2 separate regions of the Homo sapiens genome follow, and region 2 is linked to region 1. The links are chromatin contacts, found by Hi-C in ENCODE. All regions are on one chromosome and are shown on one strand. The core of a region is the stretch at or near the end of the contact, and the rest is flanking DNA. Distances in the headings are between cores, read along the strand shown.

The links. A loop is a pair of places that touch in the nucleus more often than their neighbours do.
Region 2: a loop to region 1 is called in a map of PC-3, with 3 times the contacts of the local background. The contact joins two enhancer-like sites. A Hi-C loop is called at or near these places in 1 of 168 maps with a recorded cell type or tissue (PC-3).

Annotation. Positions count from the first base shown.
Region 1 is chr6:128,366,971-128,369,832 of GRCh38, reverse strand. All of the region lies in intron 2 of PTPRK (protein tyrosine phosphatase receptor type K), which reads left to right. Among named protein-coding and RNA genes, the nearest start is that of PTPRK, 150 kb to the left of the region's middle. Within about 2 kb of position 1,417, at least 2 of the 41 ENCODE cell types and tissues checked have a DNase peak (open chromatin) inside an H3K27ac peak, as active enhancers do; they include PC-3, where a contact is called at or near this core.
Region 2 is chr6:128,490,270-128,493,131 of GRCh38, reverse strand. All of the region lies in intron 1 of PTPRK (protein tyrosine phosphatase receptor type K), which reads left to right. Among named protein-coding and RNA genes, the nearest start is that of PTPRK, 29 kb to the left of the region's middle. Within about 2 kb of position 1,396, at least 15 of the 41 ENCODE cell types and tissues checked have a DNase peak (open chromatin) inside an H3K27ac peak, as active enhancers do; they include PC-3, where a contact is called at or near this core.

The DNA of each region.
Region 1 (2,862 bases), core at 168-2,667:
TGCTCAGTTCTGGAATAGATTTCCTCACTAGCATAGCTATAAAATATTCTTCAGAAACATGGCATCCACGTCTTTGTGGCATATGCCATAAGAGCATTTACTAAAATATGAGAGAAAGGTTAAAAATTAAATGAATTTCTAAAGCTTTTTAAAAAATTGCTAAACTTTCATAATCTATTCAGCTTCTCAATACATGTGAGTTTGGAAGACAGTAATTTCTATAAATTTATTAACATTTAACCTACTAAATATAATTCTTTGAACATGGAATACAGCTAAATTTCTTTAAATATTCTTTTGTATGTCAAGAATTTAAGAATAAAGAATAGTCAGTTTTCACATGCAGTATTTTGTTTACCAGGTAGAAGCCTAACTTAAACTCCTATTTATCAGACCAGGATCTGATATATTTTGAATGTCTTATAAAATATCTATATTGTTCTTGTAAAATGTCTATCTATATTGTTCTTATATCTGAGGTTTTACCTGGGGTTCCCTGCCTTTAAACGTTATTTACATATGGAATATTTTCATTTTTCTCTTCAAAGTTAAACTGTACTTTGGAAAAGAGCTCACTCTCTATAATCATTACTGCACTTCTCAAAACTGCCACCTTTTCTTCAGGAATATAGAAGTGGGAAATGATTCTGTAAAATTTCAAGGAAAGAGTGGTGGGACAGTAATGGGGAAATAACCTCTTTCCCTTGGTAAAATGTGTAATATATCTTTTAAAGGCAGGAAACTTGACTTGTGAAGTGATGGTAGAATTTAAACTGCATGCAAAGCCAAGGCTCTTTAAAAGAACGTGAATTAAGTCAACTATGTAGTTTAGCTCTTGGGTGATTTTTTTGTTGTTATTGCTGTGTGTGTGTTTTTTTTTTTGTTTGTTTGTTTTTTGTTTTGTTTTGTTTTTTTAAATAGAGTGAAGAGTTTTATTCTTCTATAGCCTCTGAATAATGGAAAGACTTCCTGGTGCCTGAATTTTAAAGACCATTATTGTAGTCTATAATTGTATTGTACTTTGGAACTAGAGAGTACTGTAGAAACCTAGTCCAAATGCCTTACTTTACAGACATGGAAACTTAGTTGCAGAGAAGTAGCAGTACTTGCTTGGTGAAGAGCACGTAGCTACTTGGAGTTAAGGTGACAATTGTCATGGCTCACCCCTCACTCTAGGTTTTGTGGTCCTAAAGAGTTAAAGGAAAATAATTTCTGACTCAGATACTCCTCATTCCAGTTAGTAGCAATCTTGAGTTAGTAGCATTTATTTTGTGTTAAAAATAAATTGGAAGTGAGTTGACAGGAATGATAAAGTTTCATTGGGGGAAAATTAGGATTATTCAAAGGAAGCTCCAACTAGTCAGAGGAAGCAACCAGTAAAAGCAGGATCTTGGTCATTGGCCTCGTCACAGATTTGTCTGCACTTTGACGTTTTTTTTTTTTCTTTTTTAACAGAACAGTTTATTGTTAATACATCTCTCCTTTTATTGGAATTCCTCTTACATGAATGGATTTTGTTTTGTTTGTTTAAATAGAGTAAGTGTTGATCATGGCTCTATCCCTTTCTTTTCATCTTAGTTCCTCCTTCAGTTTATATTCTCTGCTCTCTGTCACCCTAAATTTATTCATTAAATTTAGTCTCTGCTTTCTGTTGTCCCTGTGTGTGAGCCTTTGCTTTTCATGTCTATATTTCAGTGAAATTGGGACCTGTTAATTTTCTGACACCTGTAGATTTAAATCCAGTGACTTACAAAACAAACTCAGCAATTTTGGAATGAGAGGACATCTGTGCATTTTGCATTATTTTTTATTGTGAACATGGGAAGGTTATGTATGCACATTAGAGAGTCAAATTTCAAAAATTAAGTACTGGATTTGCTTCATTTAATTGCTTTATAAAATTGAACTAACATTGTAAATCATTAAAGTGAGAATATTTTTTCCCGAAGGCTCTCTCAAACTCTCAAGTAGGACATTACTTTGTAATTTTTATAGTAGTTAATGGTTTCCATTTCAGTATTGCTATTATGTGCTAAGAAACCTGTGTTTGATGTAGGGACCTAGTATTAATGAGGCCCAAGTTAGTGGTTTGATTTATATATGAAATAATTTAGAAGGAGAAATGCTCTCTATCACCATACTTAATATTATCTTTTATTGTAGTATTGGCCTTGTGCCAACACTTGATTCGGAGATTAGTCAAAGGTCAGAGGTGATCATACTTGACGGTTTAGATTCTTTTGGAAGCTAAGAAAGCAAACTGTGCCAGGCCCGCCCTGAGACCACTTAAATTTAAGTGAGGGCCAGGGTATTGGTGTTTTTAAAAGTGCTGCAAGTTATGTCAGGTTGGATAATATTGGATACATTAGGTTAAGTCACTGAATTTGTCGATAGTTGGCTTTGAGCCTTCTACTACTTTGGGCCCAAGTGGGTATTCTAATGGCTGGTTTTACATACTCCTTGGATTCTAGAATCCTGTGATATTGGAAATCTCTCTTTAAGTAAATGCTGACAAACTGGTTAGAATTAAATGGGGAGGGTTTGGGATGGAGTCCTGGATAATTCAGCGTCGCCAATTGTCAGTGTTGGAAAACCAGCATGCAGAATATAGTAGAACTGCATTTAAATTAACCATACATCAACAGATATTTATTAAGGGCCTACCATATACCAGGCATGGGGTTAGAAAAGTCAACAGAGTAGTAGATTATTCTTCGCTTATGGAGTTTACATCCTTAAAGAAGGTGGCACATAGAGACCAAGGTACTATAATATAGTAGGTCCAACCCAGCTAGCTTCCCTGCAGTGCTGGGGCTGCTGAGCATCAAACGAGAAGTTTGCTTGGTGTTGGGAGCCTGTTTC
Region 2 (2,862 bases), core at 147-2,646, 120 kb before region 1:
TTGCAATAGAAACAGCCAACTCACTCATTCATTTAACATATATTGTTGAGTGCCTACCATGTGCCAGATATTGTTAGAGAGCAATAAAAACACATATTCCGGCTTCTAAAATACTTACATTTTGGTGGCACATGGGACACCACACTCTGGATTGGGGGAAAATTTGGGGTATGGGTTGCCACAAAAATGAGCAAACATCAGTGTCTCCTGCCCTTTCCAAAAAGCACAAGGGGGCTATCCAAGAGAAGGGAGAAAGCAGGTCTAGGCTTGGAAAGGATAGGTGGAAAGTGTGGCACTAGCAAGGGGTTTTTGGAAGGCAAGGGTTTCCATATGCAAAGATTGGGAGATGGAGTATTTCAGCTGAAGAGAAAACTTAAGACTATTTTCAGGCCAAACAGTCCAACTTGAAGAGTGGGTTATATTCAATAGAGTAGTAGGAGATGAATTAGATACTGAGCATGAAAATAACAGCTATGAACTTGTCCTCATGCCAGGTGCTGCGGCAAGTGTATTTACTTATTAAATACTTCAAAATCCCGTAAAATAAATATTATTGTGTCTCCATGTTACAGCTTCTCTTGGGGCCATATGAGTAATAAAAGACAAATAAGTTTCAAGCTCAGGTCTGTCTGATATAGAAATACTTGATCTCAACCACCATAATATATTGGAATTTTCATTTTTGGATAGTTAGGCTACAAGGTTCTCTTGAAAATTTTGAGTAGGCAGTTGCTTAAATATGTACAATGTAACAGTATGATATATCCCATAATAGTGTTAGATTTGGGGTATTCTGGGAACATGCTGAAGAGGCAAACTACTCAGTTGGGGGTGGATGGATGGAATTTGCCTAGGAGGGGATATCAGCATTGAGACCAAAGACATAGAGCAGTTATCAGAGCCAATGAGGAGGGTTTTCTTGATAGAGAAGGCAGCATGTGAAGGGCCCAGAAGTACGGTACTAGGAACTGCTACTGGTATCTTTGAAGATTCTGTAATAGAGATGAATGTGGCAATTTGTTGGGACTAGATCATGAAACCCTTGGGTGTTATGCAAGGGAATGATGACTTTATCTTGGAGGCAACCTGATGATATGGAAGAGTTTTAGGCAGATAGGCAGGGGAGTGATAGGATCAGACTTCCACAATTAGAAGATTATGTTAAATTCATTTAAACAAATGTGAACAGTAGTGAATCAATTCCCAGGGGAAGTTTCATTGCCAAGTATTCTTCCTGCCGTGAAGATTAGCCTGTTAGTTACCAAGCCGCTTTCGTTTTCAGTGTCTGTGCTTGTGGTCGGTAACTTTTGCTGCTGTTGTTCTGCTGCTGTCTGCCATTCCATTCGCCATCTATCACGCACACAGAACCCTGGCCAGGATCATGAAGGGCGATTGAAAAGGTAACAAGAGAAAAAAAATGATAGATTAATGTAAGCCTGATGTTTGTTTTAGTGGCAGATTTTGGTGTTCACATGAGTGCCTGAGCCTGTCTAAATTAATCTCATATTCTCACCACAGTCTTCTAGCTTGAGAATTGACTGCAGGTAAAAATAATTGGAAATTATTGGTGTAGCCGAAACTGCATTACAGCTGCCAAGTGTGGATACACCGGAGCCAGGCTGCTTTTGTCTGCTTCCTCATAAACATTCTTTCCGCATTCTTTATCAGCACATAATCCTGAGACACAAAAAGCCTTTGTGTCCCACTGGGAATGTGAGAAAATCAAAGCTATCTATTGGTTTTGCTCCTGTTAGGAACCACTAACATTTCTATATTAACCACCCATGTTTTGAATTGAGATAGATGTTATCAGCAAGATGTGTCCTCCATTTATCCCCAAAGATATCACTGTCCCAATACAAGAAATCTTAAAGACAGACTGCAAATGTCTGTTTTCATCCACTTGATGCTGTGATTTGTGGATACTTGTTAGACATGTGAATTTAATGGGGCTTAGCCTAATAGTAAGCATTTATATAGAACTTCCCATGAGCCAGGCACTTGTATAGTAATACATCTAATCATCACCACAGTCATGTGAGGTAGCTATTATTGTTTTATACTGTTTGTTATGCACTGAATTGTATTCCCCAAAATTCATATGTTGAAGCCCTAACCCCCAATGTGATTGTATTTGGAGGTAGGGACTTTAAAGAGGTCATTAAGGTTAAATGATGTCATAAGAGTGGGCCCTAATCTACTATGACTGATGTCCTTATAAAAAGAGGAAGAGACTCCAAGAATGTGTGTTCACAGAAATGAAGACAGAAGACCAGAAGGTGGCTATCCAGAAATCAAGGAGAGTCCTCAGGAGAAACCAGCCTTATTGGTATCTTGATCTTGGACTTTCAGCCTCTGGAACTATGAGAAAATTAATTAATTATTTAAGCCTTCAAGTCTGTGGTATTTTGCTATGTTGGCCCTAGTATACTAATACATACACATTTTGCTGTGTGGGAAAATGAAGGCACAGAGAGGTTGAGCGACTGCCCCAAGGTCACATGGCTAGAAAATGACAGAATTAGGATTTACACATGGGGAGTGTGATTGTGGAATCAATGCTGTTAATCACCATGCTGTACTGCTTCTCATGAAGACAGAACTTCCCAGTATTGGGGCCTGGGCGGTATGACCATATTCTGCCTCTGGCATCTTTCCTCCCCTTATTTTCTGTACCCAGCCCTCTGCGTTCTAGTGTATAATACTCATGGACTGTTCACCTTGGGCTATACTATGTAGGAATGATGCATCTGCAGAATCCTTTACTCTCGTCATGGTTGGCAGTTTGCTCTGGTTTGAGCAATTTCATGGCTCAGAATAAGTAGGGTCAGCAAACATGTTAACATTTTTCTTGTCACGAAT